Regions from separate parts of the Homo sapiens genome. Here region 2 is linked to region 1. The links are chromatin loops, found by intact Hi-C in ENCODE. Cell type or tissue: Caco-2. All regions are shown on one strand. Links, peaks and the distances in the headings refer to the core of each region. The heading gives the core; the rest is flanking DNA. Region 1 overlaps NFE2L3 (NFE2 like bZIP transcription factor 3). Region 2 overlaps LOC105375199 (a long non-coding RNA gene).

Region 1 (5,379 bases), core at 321-5,320:
TCTCAAACTCCTGACCTCAAGTGATCTTCCTGTCTTGGCCTCCCAAAGTGCTGGGATTACAGGCAAGAGCCACTGCGCCTGGCATTAAGCATGAATTTTAAACTGCACTTATGTGCAAGCTAATTCTGCATTCATTGTTTTTGCATGCTAGATCCCCATTCCCCAACCTACCTCCACCCCCATCCAGAGAGATGTTCTTTAGAATATATTAGAAAATAATAAAAGGAGCTAGGGAAATTGGGCTTTGACTTTTAAGTACCTGGTAAGTCACTTTGGCCCAGTTTTTTAACTGCTCTGAGCCTTAAATTCATAGAAGGGCTTTCAGCCAGACACTCCTTCCATTCAGGTATTGCCGGACACTGAGGAGCCCTGGGGGAGGAGCGTCAAGGCAGAGGACCTTAAGCTTGGGATGGCACAAGAACCACCTGGGGGTCTGGAAAACTCCAGAGGTATTCATTCAGCCTGGTGGTAGATGGGTGGGCCTGGCAATCTGCATTTTAACTAGTGCCCCAGGAGGCTCTCATTTTGTCACTGGATTTCCCTTAGACCCTTGGAGAAACTCTAAAGAAAGGTAAGACCCAAAAAAAAAAAAAAAAAAAAAAAAAAAAAGAGAGAGAAGCTAAGAAATTAAGTTCTTCCTGCGGTTGAGCTTTAGCAGAACTTCAGTTGGCATTTAGAGTTCTGCCTCCTCAACAAGTCCAAGGCCTCTTTCACATAACAGCTCTTCAAATATTTGAAGTTGGTGATCATGATCCTTCCTCAGTCTGATCTTCTCAACATGGAACTGCCCCAATTCATTCAACCATTTCCAGTATGACCTCCCCCTTGGGGAGGGAAGGGTTCCTTTCATGCTAAAGTGGATTCCAGTCTTTGGTAATTTCCTCTAGAAGACAAGGGGTGTCCTGGAGGTTTGACCTGGAGCTCAGAAGCAATAAAAGCGAATCATCTGTTGACGATCTATTACTATGCCAGGAACTGTACCAGCCCTTAAACATACAGTGTCATTTAATCCTCACAAGAACTCTTCAAGAAAGATGTTAATTTTCTCCATTTACCAATTTGGAAATCATGGTTTCCCAGGAAGAGGTGGAGCTGGATGGCGTGATGGTCAGTTTTAAATGTCAAGGAGCTAGGCTATTGTTCTTAAGTCATTCTATTAAGTGCTAACCTGTGTGTTGCTCTGAAGGTATTCTGTACATGTGGTTAGCATCTACAATCAACCAGCTGACTTTAAGTAAAGGAGATTATCTTCAATAATCTGGGTGGGTCTCATCCAATTAATTGGAGAGCTTTAAGAGCAAAACTGAGGTTTCCTTGATAAAGAAGAAATTCTCCCTGAAGCCTGTAGCATTGCAGCTCCTGCGGAGCTTCCAGAGTTTCTGGGTGCCCTAGAGAGTTTGAATTTGCCAGCCTTCCCAATTATATCATCCAATTCCTTGAAATAAATCTGTGTGTATATGTGTATTTATTTATTCATATTCTACTCATTCTGTTTTTCTGGAGAACTCTGACAGATAAAGACAGGAACCCAGTTCTCCCCAATTTCAAAAGATCACGTCTTGCCTCTGTGACTTGCCCACATTCTGCCAACCACCACCTGCAACTCCACCAAAAACAACTCAGGGATGTACCTCAGCCTAGGCAGGCTTCAGCTGCCTGGAATTGTATTTGAATATTAACATAGATCCAGCCGGGTGCGGTGGCTCACACCTGTAATCCCAGCACTTTAGGAGGAGAGGCAGGAGGATAGCTTGAGCCCAGGAGTTTGAGAGCAGCCTAAGCAGCATGGCAAGACCTTGTCTCTGCAAACAAATTTTTAAAAAATTAGCCAGGTGCAGTGGTGCATGCTTGTGATCCCAGCCACTTGGGAGACTAAGGCAGGAGGATGGCTTGTGCCCAGAAGGTTGAGGCTGCAGTAAGATATGACTGCACCACTGCACTCCAGCCTGGGTGACACAGCAAGACCCTATCTCTCAAAAAAAAAAAAAAAAAAAAGCAACAAGATTTTAAGAATAAACTCTTCCTATCACAAGGCTGCCATGAACGAGACAGACTTTTGTTTTTACCTTTGAAGTTTTATAGTGAGCAGAAGGTATGGTTTACTCAGTGCTTAAGAACAGTGACCTGTTCTATTCCTAGCAAGGTCACTAACTTGCTATATAACTTTAGGCAATCCCAAGTTTCACCACTTGATTAATTATAATGCTAGCCTGAAAGTCTGCTTTCCACTGCCCTCATCCACTCAGACAGTTGGCATTAAATAGTCAGATGGCCCATCAGGATTTCAGATCTGACCTACTTTCTAGTTGAGACTCGGGCCTTGAAGGACCCAAGACACCTTCACACCCATGGTATCTTTGAAGTTCTGCAAACACAATGTCATGAATGATAAGTGCTCAACAGACAGACACTGGCTGAACTGACCTCTGCTCCTAACCCTGTCCCTGGGTGCTATTTCAGGTGAAAGCCAAGACCCAGTCTCCACATTCCAGCCACTGCAGTTCAAAGGAGAGGATGCCAAGTCCTATAGAAGAAATGTTACAGAGTGCAATAGGGCTCAAAGGGAAGAACAGGAAATGTTTTATGGATGAGGTGATGGTTGAGCTGAGTTTGAGAATTTAACCATAAAAGACTTGAGAGGAATGAAAGGAAGGCATTCCGGGCAAAGGTAAGAACAGACTAAAGGGCAGGAGATCATAGGGTTGTTGGGCAAAGGGATGAAGAAAGTTTTCTCCTGGAAAGAAGGCTACATGGAGAGGCCCAGCAAGAGCAGCTGGGGGCTGGGTCACATAAGCCACAAGGGCAGCCCTGAATGACAAAATACTGAATAAGTAGGCAATGGCGAGCTAGAGGAGGCATCCCACAAAACGCAGAGAGACGAACCAAGGTGTGCTTTGGAAACCTGCACCTGACAACACAATGGACGGGAGTAAATTGGGGAAGAAGCGGTACAAGCCCCACCTGAATTATTAATAGTGTATCAACCCTGCTCAACTTGCACTATCTCATTCAATCCTCACCACCACTTCCCTAAGGTGCTCTTACTATTCCATTTTACGGATAAGGGAACCAAGGCTCAGAGCACTTAAGAAGTGTGCCCCAGATCACACAGCCAGTGTGGCACTGGGATCTTCCCCAGCTGGTCTGACTCCAGGGCCAGCACACAAGACCCCTAGACCAGCCTGCCTCAAGTCAGGGCTTGGGCCCTGCATGCTCATTTCCCACTGTGTGGGTTGAGAAGTAGGGGTCATGGAAAGAAGGAGAATGATACAAGAGACTTGGCAAAGATGATTTCTCTGTAACCTACTAATGGAGGGGAAATACTGACTGGAAAAAGATGGTTTGAGCCAAGCTTCCTCAGGGTTGCACATCAAGCCAGCAAAACCCCAGATTTTCTCAGGAGCACACACCAAGTCCTATGCAAATGATCCTCCATATAGACCAGCTGCTTTCAGAAACAGCTCAGTTAGCTTTTAATCATAAGCAAGCTGAACACCCCAAGAATTGATGGAAGGAAGATGGTGATTGTTATAGATTGAACTGTGTCCCCAAAATTCATGTTGAACTCCTAACCCCCATACTTTGGAAACTGGGTCCATTGCAGATGTAACTAGGTAAGTTAAGATAGGAAGGAAGGTAGACCCTTATCCAATGATGTCCTTATAAAAAGGGAAATCTGGCCAGCCTGGGTAACATGGCAAAACCCTCGTCTCTACAAAAATTAAAAAATTAGCTGGGCGTGGTGGCAGGCGCCTGTAATCTCAGCTACTTGGGAGGCTGAGGCAGGAGAATCGCTCGATCCTGGGAGGCAGAGGTTGCAGTGAGCCGAGATTGCGCCATTGAATTCCAGCCTGGGAGACAGAGCAAGATTCCATCTCAAAAATAAAAAACAAAACAAAACAAAAAAACCCCAACAACAAAAAAGGGAAATTTGGATACAGACATGCACATAGGGAGAATGCCATGTGAAGATGAAGGCAGAGCTCAGGTGATGGAGAAGAAACCAAGGAATGCCAAAGATTGCCAGCAAACCACCAAAAGGCAGGAGAGAGCTGTAGAACACTTTCTCCCTCACAGCCCGCAGAAGGGCCAATCTGCTGACACCTTGATCTTGGACTTCTTGCCTCCAGAACTGTTAGAGAATAAATTTCTGTTTAAGCCACCCAGTCTGTGGTATTTGTTATGGCAGCCCTAGCAAATTCATACAGTAACTTATGACATCCTTTCCCATACAAAGACAATAGTGCACCTTTACAACTTCCTTTAGTAAACAAAATGAAAATCCCACTGTGAACGCTTGTCATAAACGCAATGTATGTAATTATAAGACTATTTCCGTAACATAGCTGTGAGTTAAAAACAGGCAAATGTCTGAAATTTCATCTCTTGTCCAATTGCCCAGGAGTTAGGGACTATTTTTTATTCTGAAATGAAAAACAATTTTTACTTTAACAATCAAGGACCTTCTTTCTCTTTCCTTTACTCTTAGAATTAAATATTGAGGCCAGGTGCAGTAGCTCATGCCTGTACTTGAGCCCAGGAGTTTGAGACCAGCCTGGGCAACACAGAGAGACCTTATTTCTATTAAAAAAAAAAAAAATCAGCCAGAAGCAGTGGTGCGCGTCTGTAGTCCCAGCTACTTGGGAGGCTGAGGTGGGAGAATTGTTTGAGTCCAGGAGGTTGAGGTAGCAGTGAGCTGTGATGGTACTACTATACTCCAGCCTGGGAGGCAAAGTGACCCTGTCCCAAAAAAAATTAAATATTGACTGGATCAGATTCTCTCTGTGCCCTGAAGAAACCAGCCCAACAGTTTCTTTTCTTTTTTTTTCTTTTGAGATGGAGTCTCGCTTTGTCACCCAGGCTGGAGTGCAGTAGAGCGATCTCGGCTCACTGCACCCTCCGCCTCCCAGGTTCAAGCGAGTCTCTTGCCTCAGGCTCCCGAGTAGCTGGGACTACAGGCACGTGCCACCGTGCCCGGCTAATTTTTAGTATTTTTAGTAGAGACGGGGTTTCACCGTGTTGGCTAGGATGGTCTCGATGTCTTGATCTCGTAATCCTCCTGCCTCGGCCTCCCAAAGTGTTGGGATTACAGGTGTGAGCCACCACACCCGGCCCAGCCCAACAGTTTCTTCAGGCAGTTAATCAAGAGGTCTTACCAGACCCCTCACCCAGCAGAGGGTCTCTGTACCAGGATAGGAAACCACATCAAAATGACTACAAGCCCTCTCAGTTTCAAAGTGGCAACAGCTCTCTGAAATACTGAAGCTGGCTGTAGGCAGCTGTTCCATACGTTTACACATTCAATTCTACAAAAACTGTTCATTTCTTTGTTTAACCTGTGTGTTACTTGGAAGAATGCATGCTTCATCCGTTGTGAAT
Region 2 (5,379 bases), core at 66-5,065, 160 kb after region 1:
TTAGACCCAATGAAATAGCTGAAGTATTTTGTTTGCATTTGGAGTTAACAAATAAAATATACCAGACTTTTATTCTGATATCTAGTAATGTCAATCAAGAAGATAAACCAATGCAATTTATTAAATATCTTGAATTTAGGTTGCGTTTTAATCTTAGGTCAATGATTTCCATCTCTGACTGCTATTACCTGGAGAACTTGAAAAACAAAACTAAGCAGCAGACCCATTGAATCAGTCTCTCTGGGTCCTGGGCATGGGTATTTTAAAAAATAAACGATGATTTTGATATGCATCAGGGATTAGAACTTCTGACAAATAATCTTGTGAAGGAAAGCTTTAAGTAGTTCAACTAGTTTGCAATCCAATTAGTTTCTATTATAGTTTAATTTTAGCTGAAGTACAGGTAGTCTTTTTTATTTTTTTTTAAAAAAAGCAATCTGTGTAAGATCAAAGGCGGGTGTAACTTAGATATCCTCAGGGTGTCTGTGGCATTCACAACAATGGGTGAGCCTCATGATGGTCACCTGGAAATATTTCAGTTGATCAATCCATCAAGATGGTGAGGATCTGTGTTCTCAGTGAGCCCTTTCCTCCTCATGAGGTTGGAGTCGCTTCTGAGGGATTCCCTGAAAGAGCTAAAAGACTGTGAGTATAAGGTATTAAAAAAAAAAAAAAGAAAGAAAGAAAAAAGAAAAGACTGTGAGTATAAGGTATTAAAAAAAAAAAAAAGAAAGAAAGAAAAAAGAAAAGACTGTGAGTATAACGAATCAGGTTTTGCATCTCATTCCTGCCACCTACTTGTCCTGCCCCAGGGCTGTGGTCTGTAGATCCCCAGCATCACCAGGTGCAGGGTAGCAATGCAGAGTAGCAATGCAGAGTCTCGGGCCCTACCCAGAACCATGAACCCGATTCTGCTTTGTAAATCCCCTCTGCTTCCTGGCAGGGTGTTTGGGAGGATCAAGTGCATGATATAAAAGTATCTTTGTATTTTTTATTGTAGTAAAATACACATAAAATTTTACCATTTTAACCATTTTTAGGTGTGCAGTGGCATTATTCACATTGTTGTGCAACCATCACCACCATCTAGCTCCAGAACTTTTTCTTTTTTTTTTTTTTGAGACAGAGTCTTGCACTGTCACCAGGCTGGAGTGCAGTGGTGTGATCTCAGTTCACTGCAACCTCCGCCTCCCTGGTTCAAGCAATTCTCCTGCCTCAGCCTCCTGAGTAGCTGGGACTACAGGCGTGCACCACCACACCCAGCTAAGTTTTGTATTTTTAGTAGAGACAGTGTTTCACCATGTTGGCCAGGATGGTCTCGATCTCTTGACCTCGTGATCCATCTGCCTCAGGCTCCCAAAGTGCTGGGATTACAGGCGTGAGCCACCGTGCCCAGCCCAGAACTTTTTATCTTCCCAAAGTGAAGCTGTGTGCCGTGGAACACGAACTTTAAATTCCCTTTTCCCCTTGGCCCCTTGCAACTACTATTCTACTTGTGAGTTTGACTATTCCAGCTGGCACATCTATGTGGAATCATATAACATCTGTCCTTTGGTGACTGGTTTATTTCACTTAGCATTATGTCTTCAAGGTTTATCCGTGTCGTAGCATGTGCCAGAATTTCATTGCTTTTTAAAGCTGAATAATATTTCAATAAATGTGTAGACCACATTTTGTTTATCCATTCATCTTTGACATTTGGTTTATTTCTATATTTTGGTTATTGTGAATAATGCTGCTATGAACACAGGTGTACAAATATCTGAGTCTTTGCTTTCAACGCTAGAAGAGGAATTGCTGAATCATATGGTAATTCAATGTTTAATTTTTTGAGGAATTACCAAATATTTTCCACAGCAGCTGCACCTTGTATATTCCCACCAGCAAATGCCCAAGGGTTTCAATTTCTCCCTATTTTCACCCATACTTATTTTCTTTCTTTCTTTTTTTTAATCGTAGCCATCCTAATGGGCGTGTAGGGGTATCTCATTGTGGCTTTGATTTTTCGTTTCTCTAATGATTAATGATATTGAGCATCTTTACATGTGTAAAGTATTTATTTATTTATTTATTTTTTGAGACAGAGTCTTGCTCTGTTGCCTAGGCTGGAGTGCAGTGGCGCAATCTTGGCTCACTGCAAGCTCCGCCCCTCCAGGTTCAAACCATTCTCCTGCCTCAGCCTCCTGAGTAGCTGGGACTACAGGCACCCGCCACCACACCCGGCTAATTTTGTGCATTTTTAGTAGAGACAGAGTTTCACCGTGTTAGCTAGGACGGTCTCGATCTCCTGACCTTGTGATCCGCCCACCTCAGCCTCCCAAAGTGCTGGGATTACAGGTGTGAGCCACTGTGCCTGGCCTACGTGTGTAAAGTATTTTTAAATACCATATATGCTGTTGCAATTTTGAGATTATTATACTGAATTTTGAAAGCACTCACTGCTTTGTTTAAGAAATCTTATAGATGTCCATCAGCTGTCTTAGGAGTAAATTAGCCAGATTTTCTTCTGGAGCATAAGTGAGCTATAAATATTATCTGAGACTTGAATTACACAGTCTGAAAATATTAGGGTGTTTGCCTCAGTTTCCTCATCCATAAAATGGAGGAAATAATCCTACTTTATAATTTTGAGAAGTGAGATAATACATGAAAAGTGCTTAATGAGTATGTAAGAAGTGTCAACTGTACAAGGTGGCAGGAAAGGGTCATTACATGATGGTTCTGAGAAGAGGAGGGACCTGAGCTGGCTGATGCAGAATGCACTGGATGGGGAGGGGCAGGGGAAAGAAAAGGGAGTATTTGGAGACCAGGAAGCCAGTCAGTGCAGTCATGAGTTGTTCACGGAGTGTTTGGTGAGCTTGTTCATGGTAGTGAAAGGCATTGGAAGATAAGGCAGGGAGGGTGGGCTGAGACCAGGTGGTAGGGGCACAGAGGAGTTTGCCAAGAAGTGTGGGCTTTTGAAGGCAGTGAGGAACCACTGAAGGTTCTGTGTTCAGAGTGAGATGATCAAAGCCAGGCTGCGTTTATTGTTCTTCCAGGCAGCCATGACCCTCGAGCCATAACAGTTGCATTCCATACCCAACGCTTTGATCTTGACCATTGCCGCTGTTTATCTTTTGGGGAGTACCTTAGATATTTACAAAGTGCCATGTAATCAGTTTCATTAGTCCAGAGATAAGATTAATTAGATGTTTAAGGCAAGTCAGGACTGGACTTGGCTTTGAAAACCTCAGGCATTAAAGGAAGGCTCAAATGGTGATTCTCTCTGCAAATCTGTGAACTTGTGATTTCCTCAGTGATATTTTTACTATGCAGAACACCATACCAAGAGTTCCTCCAGTTGGTAAAGCCTGGTTCCTGTCTTCAAGAAGCTTACAACCTTATCAAGGAGGGGTGGAGTGCTGCTTTAATACAAAATGGAGTGCAGACATATCTTGTTTTGTTGCACATTGCTTTAACACACTCCACAGATGTTGCACTTTCTACAAATTGAAGCAACCCAAATTTGTGGCAACTCTGCATTCAGCAAGTCTGTCTATGCTATTTTTCAACAGCATGTGCTCACCTCATGTTTCTGTGTCACATTTTGATAATTCTCACATTATTTCAAACTTTTTCATCATTACTATATTTGTTACAATACTGTTGGTGATCAGCTATCTTTGATATTGTTATTTTAATTGTTTTTGGGCACCATGAACTGCACCCATATAAGACAGTGAACTTAATGGATAAACGATGTGTGTATGTGACTGCTCCATGCATCAGCCACTCCCCTATGTCTCTCCCTTTCCTACGGCCTCCCTATTTCTTGAGAAACAACAATATTGAAATTAGGCCAATTAATAACAATGGCCTTTAAGTGTTCAAGTGAAAAGAAGCATTGCACATGTCACTTCAAATCAAAATCCGGAAATGATTAAGCTTAGTGAGAAGAACATGTTGAAAACTGACATAGTCCAAAAGCTAGGCCTCTTGCACCAGTTAGCCAAGTTGTGAATGTGAAGGAAAAGTTACTGAAGAAAATTAAAAATGCTATAGTGCTATTCTAGTGAACACATGAATGATAAGAAAGCCTTACTGCAGGCTGGGCGCAGTGGGTCACACCTGTAATCCCAGCACTTTGGGAGGCCGAGGCGGGTGGGTCACGAGGTCAGGAGATCTAGACCATCCTAGCTAACACGGTGAAACCCCGTCTCTACTAAAAATACAAAAAATTAGTCAGGCGTGGTGGTGGGTGCCTGTAGTCCCAGCTACTCGGGAGGCTGAGGCAGGAGAATAGCGTGAACCCGGGAGGCGGAGCTTGCAGTGAGCGAGACTCCGTCTCAAAAAAAAAAAAAAAAAAAAAAAAGGAAAGCCTTATTGCTGATATGGAGAAAGTCTGAGTGGTCTGGATAGAAGATTAAATCAGCTACAACACTCCCTTAAAACCAGAACCTAATTTAGTGCAAGGCCCTAACTTTCTCCAATTCTGCAAAGGCTGAGAGAGGTGAGGAAGCTGCAGAAGAAAAATTGGAAGCTAGCAGAGACTGGTTCACGAGATTTAAGGAAAAAAGCCATCTCCATAACATGAAAGTACAAAGCAAAACAGCAAGTGCTGGTGTAGAAGCTGCAGCAAGTTCCCCCGAAGATCTATCTACAACCATTGATGAAGGTGGCTACACCAAACAGCAGATTTTCCATATAGGTAAAACAGCCTTCTATTGGAAGAAAATGCCATCTAGGACTTTTATAGCTAGAGAGAAGTCAATGTCTACCTTTAAAGGACAGGCTGACTCTCTTGTTAGGGTCTAATGAAGCTGGTGACTAAGTTGAAGCCAGTGCTCACTTACCATTCTGAAAATCTTAGGAGCTTTAAGAATTTATTCTTACTTATTTATTTATTTTTAAATTTATTTTTATTTATTTATTTTTTGAGACGGAATCTCGCTCCCTCGACCAGGCTGGAGTGCAGTGGCGTGATCTCGGCTCACTGCAAGCTCCACGCCATTCTCCTGTCTCAGCCTCCCGAGTAGCTGGGACTACAGGCGCCCGCCACCGCGCCCGGCTAATTTTTTTGTATTTTTAGTAGAGATGGGGTTTCACCGTGTTAGCCAGGATGGTCTCGATCTCCTGACCTCGTGATCCGCCTGCCTCGGCCTCCCAAAGTGCTGGGATTACAGACTGAGCCACCGTGCCCGGCCAAGAATTATTAATATACTCTGCTTGTGCTCTAAATGGAACAACAAATCCTGGATGATAGCATATCTGTTTACAGCATGGTTTACTGAATTTTTAAAGCCCACTTGTAAGACCTACTGCTCAGAAAAAAAGATTCTTTTCAAAATATTACTCATTTACCTGGTTCAGCCTATATTTTATATAAGTCTATAAATAAGG

Evidence for each region. Hi-C counts contacts between places; a loop is a spot of excess contacts. Peaks named below come from ENCODE experiments on the same cell type or tissue, not always from the same donor. Only the 100,000 strongest peaks of a DNase experiment are listed, where the experiment ranks them.
Region 2: a loop joins it to region 1, with 2.1 times the contacts of the local background. A loop is called at or near these places in 1 of 110 quality-filtered maps.

What each region holds. Positions count from the first base shown.
Region 1 is chr7:26,156,566-26,161,944 of GRCh38, reverse strand. The region is part of intron 1 of NFE2L3 (NFE2 like bZIP transcription factor 3); the gene reads right to left. Among named protein-coding and RNA genes, the nearest start is that of NFE2L3, 7.1 kb to the right of the region's middle. RefSeq lists a silencer at 2,242-2,536 and enhancers at 2,588-3,088, 3,089-3,589, 4,499-4,548, 4,749-4,828. In Caco-2, for the core only: no CTCF peak of the experiment used is centred there; a DNase peak (open chromatin) is centred at 2,454.
Region 2 is chr7:25,999,548-26,004,926 of GRCh38, reverse strand. The region is part of intron 6 of LOC105375199 (a long non-coding RNA gene); the gene reads left to right. Among named protein-coding and RNA genes, the nearest start is that of MIR148A, 52 kb to the right of the region's middle. In Caco-2, for the core only: no CTCF peak of the experiment used is centred there; a DNase peak (open chromatin) is centred at 2,926.